Linked DNA regions of Homo sapiens: region 1 is linked to region 2. The links are chromatin loops, found by intact Hi-C in ENCODE. Cell type or tissue: ascending aorta. All regions are shown on one strand. Each heading gives the region's core, and the rest is flanking DNA. Links, peaks and the distances in the headings are about the cores only. Region 1 overlaps CSPG4 (chondroitin sulfate proteoglycan 4). Region 2 has its middle 39 kb from the start of MIR4313.

What was found. Hi-C counts contacts between places; a loop is a spot of excess contacts. Peaks named below come from ENCODE experiments on the same cell type or tissue, not always from the same donor. Only the 100,000 strongest peaks of a DNase experiment are listed, where the experiment ranks them.
Region 1: it touches region 2 in a loop (11-fold over the local background); 66 of 110 quality-filtered maps call a loop at or near these places.

Annotation. Positions count from the first base shown.
Region 1 is chr15:75,683,050-75,691,380 of GRCh38, reverse strand. CSPG4 (chondroitin sulfate proteoglycan 4) reads left to right here. Exons shown (of 10, transcript NM_001897.5): 3 at 569-4,105; 4 at 5,680-6,162; 5 at 6,469-6,645. Among named protein-coding and RNA genes, the nearest start is that of CSPG4, 26 kb to the left of the region's middle. RefSeq lists enhancers at 4,190-4,694, 4,695-5,200, 8,080-8,331. In ascending aorta, for the core only: CTCF peaks have their summits at 5,008 (motif pointing left) and 7,458 (motif pointing right); DNase peaks (open chromatin) are centred at 5,010 and 7,478; H3K27ac peaks cover 2,867 bases.
Region 2 is chr15:75,797,598-75,805,928 of GRCh38, reverse strand. No RefSeq gene overlaps it. Among named protein-coding and RNA genes, the nearest start is that of MIR4313, 39 kb to the right of the region's middle. In ascending aorta, for the core only: a CTCF peak has its summit at 3,648 (motif pointing right); a DNase peak (open chromatin) is centred at 3,698; H3K4me3 peaks cover 632 bases.

The DNA of each region.
Region 1 (8,331 bases), core at 159-8,158, 110 kb after region 2:
TGGGCGAGGACCACATCTGATTCATATCAGGGTCCCCAGAGCCCATCCAGCCCTGGCCCAGAGTTTCCTTTGGTGAGTGTTTGGAGGATGAATAAAGAGATGGCAGGACGGCAAGAGGAGTGGCACCAGAGGCTCTTGTCCTAGGTTTTCCACTCTGGGGCCCCAAGTGTGGGGAACTCACTATGCTTTTTTTTTGTTTGTTTTTTGAGACAGAGTTTCGCTCTTGCTGCCCAGGCTGGAGTGCAATGGCATGATCTCAGCTCACTGCAACCTCCACCTCCCGAGTTCAAGCAATTCTCCTGCCACAGCCTCCAAAGTAGCTGGGATTACAGGCATGCGCCACCATGCCCAGCTAATTTTGTGTTTTTAGTAGAGACAGGGTTTCTCCATGTTGGCCAGGCTGGTCTCAAACTCCTAACCTCAGGTGATCCGCCTGCCTTGGCCTCCCAAAGTGCTAGGATTACAGGCATGAGCCACCACTGCAATCACGCCCGGCTCTATGCTTTTATAAGGGAAATGATGGATCCAAAGTGCTGTCCACTATCTCCCACTCCCCATCTCTCTTCAGGTCAGACTTGTTCTGGGCCAGGAGGAGCTGAGGCTGCAGACTCCAGCAGAGACGCTGCTGAGTGACTCCATCCCCCACACTGTGGTGCTGACTGTCGTAGAGGGCTGGGCCACGTTGTCAGTCGATGGGTTTCTGAACGCCTCCTCAGCAGTCCCAGGAGCCCCCCTAGAGGTCCCCTATGGGCTCTTTGTTGGGGGCACTGGGACCCTTGGCCTGCCCTACCTGAGGGGAACCAGCCGACCCCTGAGGGGTTGCCTCCATGCAGCCACCCTCAATGGCCGCAGCCTCCTCCGGCCTCTGACCCCCGATGTGCATGAGGGCTGTGCTGAAGAGTTTTCTGCCAGTGATGATGTGGCCCTGGGCTTCTCTGGGCCCCACTCTCTGGCTGCCTTCCCTGCCTGGGGCACTCAGGACGAAGGAACCCTAGAGTTTACACTCACCACACAGAGCCGGCAGGCACCCTTGGCCTTCCAGGCAGGGGGCCGGCGTGGGGACTTCATCTATGTGGACATATTTGAGGGCCACCTGCGGGCCGTGGTGGAGAAGGGCCAGGGTACCGTATTGCTCCACAACAGTGTGCCTGTGGCCGATGGGCAGCCCCATGAGGTCAGTGTCCACATCAATGCTCACCGGCTGGAAATCTCCGTGGACCAGTACCCTACGCATACTTCGAACCGAGGAGTCCTCAGCTACCTGGAGCCACGGGGCAGTCTCCTTCTCGGGGGGCTGGATGCAGAGGCCTCTCGTCACCTCCAGGAACACCGCCTGGGCCTGACACCAGAGGCCACCAATGCCTCCCTGCTGGGCTGCATGGAAGACCTCAGTGTCAATGGCCAGAGGCGGGGGCTGCGGGAAGCTTTGCTGACGCGCAACATGGCAGCCGGCTGCAGGCTGGAGGAGGAGGAGTATGAGGACGATGCCTATGGACATTATGAAGCTTTCTCCACCCTGGCCCCTGAGGCTTGGCCAGCCATGGAGCTGCCTGAGCCATGCGTGCCTGAGCCAGGGCTGCCTCCTGTCTTTGCCAATTTCACCCAGCTGCTGACTATCAGCCCACTGGTGGTGGCCGAGGGGGGCACAGCCTGGCTTGAGTGGAGGCATGTGCAGCCCACGCTGGACCTGATGGAGGCTGAGCTGCGCAAATCCCAGGTGCTGTTCAGCGTGACCCGAGGGGCACGCCATGGCGAGCTCGAGCTGGACATCCCGGGAGCCCAGGCACGAAAAATGTTCACCCTCCTGGACGTGGTGAACCGCAAGGCCCGCTTCATCCACGATGGCTCTGAGGACACCTCCGACCAGCTGGTGCTGGAGGTGTCGGTGACGGCTCGGGTGCCCATGCCCTCATGCCTTCGGAGGGGCCAAACATACCTCCTGCCCATCCAGGTCAACCCTGTCAATGACCCACCCCACATCATCTTCCCACATGGCAGCCTCATGGTGATCCTGGAACACACGCAGAAGCCGCTGGGGCCTGAGGTTTTCCAGGCCTATGACCCGGACTCTGCCTGTGAGGGCCTCACCTTCCAGGTCCTTGGCACCTCCTCTGGCCTCCCCGTGGAGCGCCGAGACCAGCCTGGGGAGCCGGCGACCGAGTTCTCCTGCCGGGAGTTGGAGGCCGGCAGCCTAGTCTATGTCCACCGCGGTGGTCCTGCACAGGACTTGACGTTCCGGGTCAGCGATGGACTGCAGGCCAGCCCCCCGGCCACGCTGAAGGTGGTGGCCATCCGGCCGGCCATACAGATCCACCGCAGCACAGGGTTGCGACTGGCCCAAGGCTCTGCCATGCCCATCTTGCCCGCCAACCTGTCGGTGGAGACCAATGCCGTGGGGCAGGATGTGAGCGTGCTGTTCCGCGTCACTGGGGCCCTGCAGTTTGGGGAGCTGCAGAAGCAGGGGGCAGGTGGGGTGGAGGGTGCTGAGTGGTGGGCCACACAGGCGTTCCACCAGCGGGATGTGGAGCAGGGCCGCGTGAGGTACCTGAGCACTGACCCACAGCACCACGCTTACGACACCGTGGAGAACCTGGCCCTGGAGGTGCAGGTGGGCCAGGAGATCCTGAGCAATCTGTCCTTCCCAGTGACCATCCAGAGAGCCACTGTGTGGATGCTGCGGCTGGAGCCACTGCACACTCAGAACACCCAGCAGGAGACCCTCACCACAGCCCACCTGGAGGCCACCCTGGAGGAGGCAGGCCCAAGCCCCCCAACCTTCCATTATGAGGTGGTTCAGGCTCCCAGGAAAGGCAACCTTCAACTACAGGGCACAAGGCTGTCAGATGGCCAGGGCTTCACCCAGGATGACATACAGGCTGGCCGGGTGACCTATGGGGCCACAGCACGTGCCTCAGAGGCAGTCGAGGACACCTTCCGTTTCCGTGTCACAGCTCCACCATATTTCTCCCCACTCTATACCTTCCCCATCCACATTGGTGGTGACCCAGATGCGCCTGTCCTCACCAATGTCCTCCTCGTGGTGCCTGAGGGTGGTGAGGGTGTCCTCTCTGCTGACCACCTCTTTGTCAAGAGTCTCAACAGTGCCAGCTACCTCTATGAGGTCATGGAGCGGCCCCGCCATGGGAGGTTGGCTTGGCGTGGGACACAGGACAAGACCACTATGGTGACATCCTTCACCAATGAAGACCTGTTGCGTGGCCGGCTGGTCTACCAGCATGATGACTCCGAGACCACAGAAGATGATATCCCATTTGTTGCTACCCGCCAGGGCGAGAGCAGTGGTGACATGGCCTGGGAGGAGGTACGGGGTGTCTTCCGAGTGGCCATCCAGCCCGTGAATGACCACGCCCCTGTGCAGACCATCAGCCGGATCTTCCATGTGGCCCGGGGTGGGCGGCGGCTGCTGACTACAGACGACGTGGCCTTCAGCGATGCTGACTCGGGCTTTGCTGACGCCCAGCTGGTGCTTACCCGCAAGGACCTCCTCTTTGGCAGTATCGTGGCCGTAGATGAGCCCACGCGGCCCATCTACCGCTTCACCCAGGAGGACCTCAGGAAGAGGCGAGTACTGTTCGTGCACTCAGGGGCTGACCGTGGCTGGATCCAGCTGCAGGTGTCCGACGGGCAACACCAGGCCACTGCGCTGCTGGAGGTGCAGGCCTCGGAACCCTACCTCCGTGTGGCCAACGGCTCCAGCCTTGTGGTCCCTCAAGGAGGCCAGGGCACCATCGACACGGCCGTGCTCCACCTGGACACCAACCTCGACATCCGCAGTGGGGATGAGGTCCACTACCACGTCACAGCTGGCCCTCGCTGGGGACAGCTAGTCCGGGCTGGTCAGCCAGCCACAGCCTTCTCCCAGCAGGACCTGCTGGATGGGGCCGTTCTCTATAGCCACAATGGCAGCCTCAGCCCCCGCGACACCATGGCCTTCTCCGTGGAAGCAGGGCCAGTGCACACGGATGCCACCCTACAAGTGACCATTGCCCTAGAGGGCCCACTGGCCCCACTGAAGCTGGTCCGGCACAAGAAGATCTACGTCTTCCAGGGAGAGGCAGCTGAGATCAGAAGGGACCAGCTGGAGGTGAGGAGTTGGAGGTGGTGAGCAGGGGTGTGGGCCAGGTAGAGGGCCTTCTCCCAGCCTCCATGCCAGGAACACACGTGACTTGGGCTGTGGCTGTGGTGGCTCCAGGTTACATGTGTGCACGTGCCTCAGATGTGCTCCCGTATATGTTGTGCTCCCAGGAGTTTCTGGGGAGCTTGCTATACACCCATCCTCCTGGGAGTTGTGTGCGCCTCCAGAGGTTGTGTCCACTCATGTGTATGACATGGCTGAGCATGCAGATTCCTGGACCCCACCCAGCCCTACAGAATCTCTGACGTGGAGCCCGAGAATCTCCATTGCAGTCAGTTCCCTGGGAGGACATCACGGGTCCTGAGCTTTGGGGATTGCTGACCGTGGAGACAGGCCGCTACTCCTCAGACCCTCATGTCCCCCACTCTTTTCTCAGAGCCCAGACCTGGGTGGCTTCTGCCCACCCAGGAACCCCACAGAGCAACCACGGGCCCTCCAGCAGGCTCACTGACTTGCCCTGTGACCTCAGGCCAGTCCTTGCCCGCTCTTGGCCTTACTCTCCTACACTGCTCATTTCGGAGACCCTTCTGGTCTGCATGTCTGGAGCTTGGGGCCGACAGCAAGCCAGCAGATCTGGAGTCAGGAAGGCCTCGCGGGAGGAGGCAGCGTTTGGGCCGGGCTCTGAAGAGCACAGGCCATCAGGAGCAGAGAATGGGGAGTGGTATTCCAGGCAGAAGGAACATTCCGGGCAAATGCATAGAACAGGAATGTGAGTTTGGGGGGTGGTTTGGCCTCTTGTGGCTGGCCCATCAGGTGAGGGAGCCCGTGTGGCCTTTGGGGCGTGAGCTCTGTAGGGCCTGAGCTGAAGGCGGCTGTGCCTCCAGGAGGGGTGGGGCGGGGCGCCCTCTGATGGTCCTGGGTGGTAATAGCAGGGGCTGGGGAGGTGCTGCCTGCAAACCAGCCACAGGCCTGAACGGATCCTGAGCAGGGGGGCCTGTGTGTGTGTGTGTGCACACACGCATGTGTACATGTGTGACTGCGTCAGCATATGATGAACTCGTGTGTCTGTGTCACTGAGTCTGGGGACATGTGATTATGCACCTCCCTGAGGGAGTGCATCTCAAGCTGTGTGACCGACCCCCTGCAACCGTGTGTGGGGTGGGCATTAACATGTGACCAGCAGCCGGGGCAACCCAGTGAAACCCCATCTCTACACAAAAAATTTAAAAATTAGCCGGGCCTGGTGGCACATGCCTGTGGTCCCAGCTACTTGGGAGGCTGAGGTAGGAGGATCCCTTGAGCCTGGGAAGTTGAGGCTTCAAGGAACTGTGATTGTACCACTGCACTCCAGCCTGGGTGACAGAGTGAGACCCTGTCTCAAAAAACAAAAAATGTGACCAGCTGCATGTCTGGCTGCTGTGTGTGTGAACCCACGTGTGTGTTTGTGTGTCTAAATGAGCAGTGGTATCTAGAGGAATAAGTGGGGCAAGATCAAGCCTGTTCCGGCTTCTTAGGGCCACAGTGGACCCCTCTGAGACCCCCTCTGTGGCCCCCTGTGAGTCCTTGTGACCTCTGTTAACCAGGCAGCCCAGGAGGCAGTGCCACCTGCAGACATCGTATTCTCAGTGAAGAGCCCACCGAGTGCCGGCTACCTGGTGATGGTGTCGCGTGGCGCCTTGGCAGATGAGCCACCCAGCCTGGACCCTGTGCAGAGCTTCTCCCAGGAGGCAGTGGACACAGGCAGGGTCCTGTACCTGCACTCCCGCCCTGAGGCCTGGAGCGATGCCTTCTCGCTGGATGTGGCCTCAGGCCTGGGTGCTCCCCTCGAGGGCGTCCTTGTGGAGCTGGAGGTGCTGCCCGCTGCCATCCCACTAGAGGCGCAAAACTTCAGCGTCCCTGAGGGTGGCAGCCTCACCCTGGCCCCTCCACTGCTCCGTGTCTCCGGGCCCTACTTCCCCACTCTCCTGGGCCTCAGCCTGCAGGTGCTGGAGCCACCCCAGCATGGAGCCCTGCAGAAGGAGGACGGACCTCAAGCCAGGACCCTCAGCGCCTTCTCCTGGAGAATGGTATGGCTGTGAGAGAGGCCCAGGGGCTGCAGCCCAGCTCTGGGGGCAGAGTGGAGGGAGCCCTGGGGACTCCCAGTCTGGGGGTTATACACAGAGAGGAGACGGGGAGTCACATTTCAGAAGCACCTATGCTTTAAATACCATATATCTTTTCTTCCTCACAACTCCTCGGAGCCAGAACTTATGGTCCCCATTTTCTACCAATGGAAAATGAAGCCCTAAAAGAGTCAGTCTCCTCCTGCACCCAAAGGCAGGGCATGAAGGGTGCTGCTGGGGCCTGACTGCCAGCCCTGGGCCTGCCCCTAGGTGGAAGAGCAGCTGATCCGCTACGTGCATGACGGGAGCGAGACACTGACAGACAGTTTTGTCCTGATGGCTAATGCCTCCGAGATGGATCGCCAGAGCCATCCTGTGGCCTTCACTGTCACTGTCCTGCCTGTCAATGACCAACCCCCCATCCTCACTACAAACACAGGCCTGCAGGTGAGAGCATCCCTGGGAACACCCCCATGTCTGCTTCGAGAAAGAGGCCAGCGTCCCCTACTTCGCGGCTCAGAGCTCCCCCAGCTCTGATCCTCAGTTTCCTCCTCTGCAAAATGGGGACGCTGCCACATGCCTCACGGGGTTGTTGGAAGGAGAGAAGTGAGATTGTGCTGAAATAGAACACAGGTGGGAAGTTTTTTTATTGGATGTTTGCAAGTATGGTAGGCAGACTTCTGAGCGGCCACGGGTGGCTCTGCTGTTCCTTCTTCTGTGGCTAAGGACCAGAACATCTGACAGAATCACTTACAAGCCCTTAAGGGCAGGCATCAGGGCGGAAGCTGTTAAGTTTCCCACCTTCACCCAGCAAGTGAAGGCCATGGCTTGGCTCCCCAAACTCCTGCACAAGGCTGTTCCACGCCCAGCAGGACAGTGCAGGGAAGGCCCTGGTGAACTTCGCTCAGGCAGAGGTAAGGGCCCCACTCTGCAGGTGGAAGTTGAGGCCCAGACGTGGGATGGAACTTCTCCATGGTTGCAAAAGTAGTTCTGGTGGAACAGAAAGGGCATGGCTTTACAAAGCCCACATGGCAGGGCTTTGAACCCCAGCTTCTGGGGTGCATCCTCCCCGGTCAGCAGGAGCCACTGAAGTTTCCATAAAGGGCTGACTTGGGCTGTCTCTGGCATGGGGTGCCTGGGGCGGGGGTGGGGGCGGGGCCTTGGTGGTCTAGGATGTGCCCGTAGCGGGTGGCCTGGTGGTGCGGAAGCCGCCAAAGAGTGGGACACAGTGCTCTGGAACCACAGGCCAGGACGGCTGTGTGGCAGCACAGCCACCAGGTGGTGCCATCTACCTGTGTTTGCTCCAGAAGCCTAGTGCTGGGGTCCTGCCCCGCAACATTATGGCCCCTCCTGCCAGGGCTGGGCCTGAGGGCTCCCTGGGGCCGGGGGAGGAAGCCCAGGAATGCCAGAAGGCTCTGTTTTCCGGGCATGTGAGTCCCACTGCAGCTCTGCCCGCAAGTAATTGACCCAGCAAGACTGGTACCAGGACCTCAGGAACAGGCACCTGCTCTGCTTGCAAGTGGGAGGCCTGAAAAAGGGGTCCCCTTTGCCCAACATAAGGAGGGCCCCTAACTGCTCTGGAAGCACCTGGGCCCATCCCACGCTGATTCTGTGCTGCAGAACAGTGCCAACCATCAGCCCCCCACTCTCTGCGCCACGCACCCCTCCCTCAGCTGGAAGGAGGGCCCATTTCTAAAATCACCATTCCCACCTGTGCCCGGCCCCGGCCAGGCACACACGGAGGCTCTGAAAGGAGACCCCTGTCCCACCAGTGAGACAGATTAGGGAGCACTGTTGGTCAGCGCTGGGGGTTTCTGGGAGTGAGAACTTGGTGAGGGTAAGAGCTGGGGCCTTCCTGGGTAGGGGACATAAGCTGGCCTTGAGGGACACACAGGACTAGGGCAGATGGAGAGCAGGGAGGCTGGGCCTGGAGGGTGACCTTCCCTGGGGCCTTCCCTGGGGTGACAGGGAAGGTGAATGCGGGAGGCCCTTTGTGCAGGGGAGCCAGAGTGGCGCCAGCCTCGATGCCACCCGAGGGGCTGAGCCGCAGCAGGACTGGAGCCCTGGTGGCAGCCCAGGGCCGGGGAGGAAGGGGTGGGTGAGTGCGGCAAGGCAGAACCTTCACAGGCCTGT
Region 2 (8,331 bases), core at 118-8,117:
AGCCAGGCGTGGTGGTATGCGCCTGTAGTCCCAGCTACTTAGGAAGCTGAGGCAGGAGAATTGCTTGCATCCAGGACTTGGAGGTTGCAGTGAGCTGAGATTGTGCCACTGTACTCCAGCCTGGATGACAGAGTGAGACTCTGTCTCAAAAAAAAAAAAAAGGTAGGTAATAGGTACAAAAACATATAAGCAAATGAAGGAAAAAAATACAAAGCAATTATTAACTCTGAGGGAAAAAAAGGAAAGAAATTAGACAATTTCAGTGCAGGAGTTGGGTTAGGGAACAATATTTAGATACCTACAATAATGGAAATGCTTTGGATTTCATAAGACTATGATCCAATCAGACTGGTAGATTGGAAGCAAGGAAATTGTTAAGACCTCATAAGGGAGGTAAGCCCTATACTGAGCTATGCCAGGAGGTAGACAGATACTGAAGAAAACAAATCAAGAAATAGCAACATAAACATTATTTAGAAATATGATGATAAATACCAGAGGAAATAGCAAAATGAGTTTAAAGTGATGGCCTCTGGGATTTAGGACTCAATGCAAGAAAGGAAAGGGCAGAGGAAATGCTTTTTGATATAAGCCTTTTATTACCATTTTGTTCTTTTTTTCTTCTTTTTTTGTTTTACCGAGGATTTCTTGCTCCAGATACCATTTTGTTCTTAACTCTATGTATGTAGTACTTTGAATGGAATTAAATAGAATCTTATAAATTCTGGAGATCTGTTGTACAGCATGATGACTATAGTTAATAATAATGTATACTTTAAAATTGCTGAGAGAGTAGATTTTTTGCTTTTATTATTATTTTTATTTGATACATAATAATTGTACTTGTTTATGGGGTACAGTATAATATTTTTATATATGTATGTAATGTATAATGATCAAATCAGGGTATTAGCGTCTCCACCACCTCAAATATTTATCATTTCTTTGTTCTGGGACCATTCAAAATCCACTCTTCTAGCTATTTGAAAATATATAATAAATTGTCATAAATTATAGTCACCCTATAGTGCTAAAGAAACTAGAACTATTCCTCCTATCTAGCTGTATTCTTTTTTTTTTTTTCGGACAGGGTCTCACTCTGTCCCCTAGGCTGGAGTGCAGTGGTGCAATCACAGCTCACTGCAGCCTTGACCTCTGTAGCCCTCCGGAGTAGCTAAAAGTGCATGGCGAATTTTTAAATTTTTTGCAGAGATGGGAATCTCCCTATGTTCCCCAGGCTGCTCTCAAACTCCTGGGTTCAAGTGATCCTCCCACCTCAGCCTCCCAAAGTGCTGGGATGATAGGCATGAGCCACCAAACTCAGCCATGTACTTTTTTTTTTTTTTGACAGAGTCTCACTCTATCTCCCAGGGTGGTGGAGTGAAGTGGCATGATCTTGGCTCACTGCAACCTCTGCCTCCTGTTTTCATGCCTCAGCCTCTCAAGTACCTGGGATTACAGGCATGAGCCACCATGCCCAGCTAATTTTTGTATTTTTCATAGAGACGGGGTTTCACCGTGTTGGCCAGGCTGGTCTCGAACTCCTGCCCTCAGGTGGTCCGCCTTGGCCTCCCAAAGTGCTGGGATTACAGGCATGAGCCACCGCGCCCGGCCCAGCCATGTACTCTTGTATCTGTTAACCTGTTAGCCAGCCTTTGGCTACTCTCTCCCGCTTAACTTTCCTCACTGCTAGTAAACACTATTCTAAGCAAATACATCTTAAATGTTCTTACCACAATAATAATAATAATAATAAGTTGTGAGGTGATGGAAATGTTAATTAACTTGATTTAATAATTTTATAATGTATGCATATATCAAAACACCACATTGAATACTGTAACTATATACAATTTTTATTTATCAATTATACCTTAATAATGCTGGAGGAAGAATTGAGTATAATGTTAAAACAAAAAACAATTGCAAAACCTAAAGAAAATCATTAGGCTGGGCACAGTGGCTCACACCTGTAATCCCAGCACTTTGGGAGGCTGATGCAGGTGGATCACCTGAGGTCAGGAGTTCAAGACCAGCCTGACTAATATGGTGAAACCACATCTCTACTAAAAATACAAAAATTAGCCGGGTGTGGTGGCAGGCACCTGTAGTTCCAGCTACTTGGGAGGGTGAGACAGGAGAATCTCTTGAACCTGGGAGGCAGAGGTTGCCGTGAGCCGAGATTGTACCACTGCACTCCACTCCAGCCTGGGCGACAGAGCAAGTCTCCATCTCAAAAATAATAATAATAATAAAATAAATAAGAAAATCATTAATCTAGTCCAGACCAGTCTTTTACAGATGAGGTCACTGAAGTGTAGAGAGGTGAACTGACTTGTCTCCTCTTACACAGCAAGTCACTGGCAGAGCTTGACCTGAAACCCAAAGCCAAGCGTTTGCTATTACCTCCAGGTCCTTCAGTCCAGCCCTCCTGGGGCTCTGCCTTGGGAACTGGTATTAGTGACAAAGGGAGTAGAGAGGAACATGCATAGAGCTCTCCATTTAGATGGACATATTCACACTGTGCCAGGGCACCGGCAAGAAACAGTGCAAGCTCCAAGTGCTTGCCCCAACCCTTTTCCCCCTCCCCATCCTCTCTCATAACCAACTTCAGCTAAAAGGTCTGAAAAGATAAGGGAATCTTAGATGACTCTCACTAGGGTGTAAATGACTCCCACCATGATTTTTATTTTATCGAGACATAACTCTAAAAACAGTTTGATGGATAGTGTGCCAGGCAGTAGGATGAAGACAGATGGGGAAACTGCCTGGGGTCATGGAGAGAGTGGAGGCACTGAGGCCCTGAGTGATTTCATAAGGAACACCTTAGCAAATGTCCAGCACCATGATTTCTCATCTTCACTACCCAGGACACACAAGGCCCCACGTTCTGACAGATTTTATCAGACAAATTGCACTTGGTCATGCTTCATTCATTTTCCTCGGAGAGTTTCCAGGTTACATAGAATTGAGGTAATCTCCCCCCTCCCCATCACTCCCACGAAGACACTCTATGTTTCTGTTTGCAATACAGTCTTATATGGATTGATATTAGATTTTCATGGTGCTCTTTGTATTTTACAACTATTACTCAAGCTGGAGACCCAAAAAGAGCACTAGCTTTAGAATCAAAGACCCCTGGGTTCCAGTTTCAGCTGAGAGACTGTGAGCACATCGCTAGCCCACTCTGATCCTGTCTCCTAGTTGTATAATCACCTATTTCCCATCAATTGCGAGGCTGGAGATAAAAGTGCCCACTCTGGCCAGTACACAGTAGGAACTTAGTAAGCTTAAGCTCCCCACTACCCTAAAGTGTTAGCGGAAAGACAGAGATGTGGGGAATGGCACCTGGGAGGCTCCCGCTGTATGCTTCACAATCCTACCAATGAAAAATCTGAATTAGGCTTCAGTTTCCTGTCTACAAAATGAGAAAGACCAGGAGTGGGTAGGAAGTAGAGGAGCTTGGCTTTGTTGGCTTAAGCCGGGACCGTCTGATTCTGTAACGCGGGCTTCACTGCAGGGTCCAGCCCACTCCCCAGCCAGGGCTTCGCGTGCTCTTAATGTCTTTTGGCCAAGTCCAAGGCTGTCCAAGGTGGCGGTGGGGATGTGGGGTGGTGGGTAGTGGGGTGGAGAGAAGCAGTTCCCCCATATAACCTGCAGGTGGCACCAGAGCAGCGCGGGTTCCGCTCCAACCTTCCTGGAGACCCAGGCAGGGCGGGGTAGGGCGACGCAGAGGTGGTGCACGCTGCTCAGCTGGGCAGCGGCAAGAGCGCGACTGCGGATCAGTCCACACCGTTTAAAATCGACACAAAGGTCTTCTGGCTAATTTCCTCTCTTTAATAGGGTGATCATATGCTTTATCATCCAAATCAAGACACTTCGGAGAGTGAAAGGGGGCACTATAATAATTGTACCAGGACAGCAGACATAACATTAGCTGTACCTTGCAAACCAGAACGTATGGTCACCCTACACTCCGGTCACTTTTTCCTCCTTGTTTCCATTCTTTCTTTTAATTTTTTTTCTTTTTAAACACACAGTATTCTTTTTCCCTGAGCACCGCTGTCTTTGAAAATGCCCTTGCACTCGGGATGTTTTCGACCATGCAACATCTGTTTTCGCATCTTGAGTCTGAACAGGCTCTCTGAACCCACCCCAAAGGCTGGTTTTAGCTTCCAGTCGGAAGACTCTGTTCTCTGGTTTACCATCCCCATGACTCAAGAATTAAAGATGTCAGACCTGGAACAGTGGCCCTTATCTCAACTTTGGTTCCTCTTTGCTAAATCTATTCCTGTAATTTTGTGCTGAGTGCTCATGTCCTTTATCTCCTTGAATTTACGTATATTAGTTTATCGAATTGCAAGTAGACAAGCCCCATTAAGCAGGATTCTTATATTTCCAAGGTCATCTCATTACTCCATTCAACCTCAAATTAGTATGCCATTTATCCCCTTATTTCCGAACCCCCTTCACTTAATAGTCTCATAAGCATCCATCCATCGCAAAAAGGACTCGAACTTTTCTCACTTCCATTTTTAGTTGATTCATTGCTATCCAAGTAATGATTTGTCTGGGGGAGTGATTAGTAGAGAATTGTGCCCTTAAATTTAGTTTTATAGTTGGATTCTGCTAGTTACTATCTCTCTGTCATTCTCACATTGCAACAAATGACTGGGTTTCTGTCTCAACCTAAAATGTAGGTTAGAAATTTGATCTTATCTGAATAAGATATTAATAGATAATGTGAGACTTTTTAAAATTTACTGAAATGTTTCTCAGCCAAGAATGACACTCATGGTCACAAATATGTATGTAAGCAAGCAGAAAATTGAGCTTTAAATATATAAACTCTTAAAATATCATATTTAGAGACTATGTTTTTTTCTTTCTTAGTAAAGTATATTTGCTATGGTTGGAATGATTGTGTCTCCTCCAAAATTCATGTTGGAACTTAAACCCCAATGTGATAGTATTAAGAGGTGGAGTCTTTAGGAGATGACTAAGCTGTAAGGAGGAGCCCCCTCGTGAATGGGATTAGTGACCTTATGAAAGGGCTTGAGGGAGCTACCCAGCTCGGTTTTCTTCTTTTGCTTTTCTGTTCTTTCCACCATGCTGGGACACAGCATTCCTCACCTCTGGAGGTCTCAGCATTTAAGGTGCCATCTTGGAAGCAGAGAGCAGCCCTCACTAGACTACAAACCTGCTGGCGCTTTGATCTTGGACTTCCCACCCACCAGAACTGTGAGAAATACATTTTTGTTCTTTACACATTACCCAGTCTCAAATATTTTGTTACAGCAGCACACATGGACTAAGACAGTATCTTACATTCAGCGAGGTGCCTATACCTTAAGCTACAACTCCTTACTATTTACATATGTGCACACTTATGTGACCGCCACTCAGTTCAAGATACAGAATGTTCCCATCAGCACAGAGGGCTCCCTCTTGCCCCTTCTCAGTTGCTGTCCCCTCAAAGTTAACCAGGATCCTGACCTCTGCAACCATGGATTAGTTTCGCCTGTTCTTTAGCTTCATATAAATGGGACCATTCAGTATGTGCACGTTTGTGGCTGGCTTCTTTCATTCAATATAATCCTGTGAGATTTAACCACGTTTTGGGTACTGGTAGCTGTTTATTTTTCTGGTTGTGTAGTTTTCCATATTTCATTTATTACCCTGCTATTTTTGTCTCTAACTCAGTGTCTTGTGGGGTCTATTGTTCCTTTTTAGCTGGATTGATACTAAGTGTCTTCTTATCAATGGAGCTTAGGACATTTTAGAAGATGAAAGCCTAATAACCCCAAGCCCCCCAATCTTAAGCCAAGTTTCCTCCTCACGCCTGCTTCAGTTGCTCTTCTTCATGTGGTATTTTTTCCCTCACAAAACTGATGGAAATTAAGAAACCCAAAAGCTCTTCATCATGTTATCAGCTTAGGGACGCTTGTCATCTGAATAACAGGGTAGATATTTATCATCTGAAATGTTAAAATAACTAGAGCAAACACTTACATAGCACTAACTGCTGTTCACAGTGCTTTACATATATTATTTTCCTCAAAACTGCTCTGTGAAATAGACACTATTATTGTCATCCCCACATTTTAGATGGGGAAATGGAGGCACAGAGAGACCATGTAACTTTCCCAAGGTGGTAAGGCCAGGACTTGAACCTGTGTTTTCTGGTTTTAGAGCCTGCACCCTTCACCACCACACCATATTGTGTAGCATGATACTTCCTCTGGTTAAAGTGTTTTCTTCTATTTACGTGGGAGCATTTTCTGAATAATTTGAATCTTATAAATTAGCTTCAAATAATACAAGTAAATTGAAATGGAAGATCTAATATAGAATGTGTGGCATTCATGAATAAATTATAGGACTCCCTGGTTTTAAGTAATAATTATTTGCTTATCTTGTGACTTTTGTCAGCAGGGCTGTAATGTGCTCACCTCATTTTCCTTCTCTTCAATAGAAGGAGATGGACTCAGAGACAGGCACAATTTATCATAAAATCTCATCACACTTTCCCTCACCATCTGGAAGCTGGAGATAGGTTAGTGAAATCTTGGTTGAGAAAGAGTTGAATGCTGCTTGTAGCATAGTGAGTTTCAGAAAGATGGTTTTATTTGCTAGTTCTATTGCATAGGGTCCTGCAAGTTTTGGCAATTAACATATATGACCAACAGTTTTCTCACAAAGATTATCAGGATTCTAGAAGAAATTATATTCCAGTTTTATCCTGCTGCTAAAGTCCTATATTTCTTTATATAAGAACTAATTAATTCTTTGTCACTTTTCATTAGACATTTCTCTGCCTCTTTATGCTGTGCTTTATGTCTCTTTGTGCTCAGCCCCAGGTTTTTCCTTCTAACTGCAAGATTATTGAAATTTTCTCTCTCTCTCTCAAACTCCCGGGCTCAAGTGATCCTCCTCCGTCCACCTCCTGTGTAGCTGGCATTACAGATGTGCATCACTGCACACTGCTGACTCTCTCTCTCTCCTTTTTGAGATGGAATCTCACTCTGTTGCCCAGGCTGGAGTACAGTGGTGCGATCTCGTCTCACTGCAACCTTCACCTCCCTGGTTCAAGCAATCCTGAGTAGCTGGGTTTACAGGTGCATGCCACCACGTCCAGATAATTTTTTTGCATTTTTAGTAGAGATGGAGTTTCACCATGTTGGCCAGAATGGTCTCGAACTCCTGACTTCAGGCAATCTGCTCGCCTTAGCCTTCCAAAGTGCTGGGATTACAGGCATGAGCCACCGCACCGGGCCAATTTTCTCTTTAACCTTCCCCATGAGCATGTGTACACACACACAAACATGCATATAGACACCCAGACATCCACATGTATACACAAACACAAATACAGAGACATACACATATCTATACACACTTATTAGATATACATTTACACACACCAACACAGACGTGCACACACACGCACACACCTTCCTTTCACCTTCTTCACAGGACTCAGTGTTCTCAGAGAGTGGAAAGAGTATTGCACCATGAGTCAAAGATAGACTGTGCAACTTTGCCCAAGTGTCTTTTCTTTCGAGATCTCGTTTATAATAATAAACATCCTTACCCACCAATTAGGGTTATTTTGAAGATAAAATAGAAAGATTGAATAATAGAATGATGGCATGTCGTATAGTTTTAAAAAATAAGGAAAAAAAATTAACCTTGACCAAAAAGAGATCTGGCCTTTGTCCTAGACTCCTGGGAGGTAACTGTCAACATGTAATACCTGATAGGAATATCTTTGCCTGGGGATCTTGGCTCATGATGGACAGCCTAATAATAAGATTTAGGGTAGGGACTAGCCAGGGCAAAAAAGCAACTATGTGATTTAGAGTCTGGGCTTTAGGTCACTCCTGGAAGTACTGGAGACTGGAAACTGAGCGCAGCCACATGGACAATCAAGCATGCCTCTGTGATGAAGTTCCAGTAAAAACCCAGAACACTGAGGCTTGAGGGAGCCTCATTGGCTGGGAATACTTCATGTGTATTGGCACATAGCAAAGCCGGGAGGGTAATGCACTCTGATTGCATGGGGAAGGGATAATGGACACTCCATGCCTGGTGCCCTCCTGGACTCAGCCCTATACCTTTCTTCCCTGATTTTAATCTGTATCCTTTCCATGTAATCAAGCTGTAACTATGAGTATAACAGCCTTCTGTGAGTTCTAGCCAATTCTTAGAGGTAAGCAAGCAGAGCTCATCTACTGCCTGCTTGAAAAAACTATTTAAAAATCCCTAAACCGAAGAAGGCCAGAGCTCTCATGAATCTGACCCAACAGATTCTGAAGCCAAAGCTGAGGG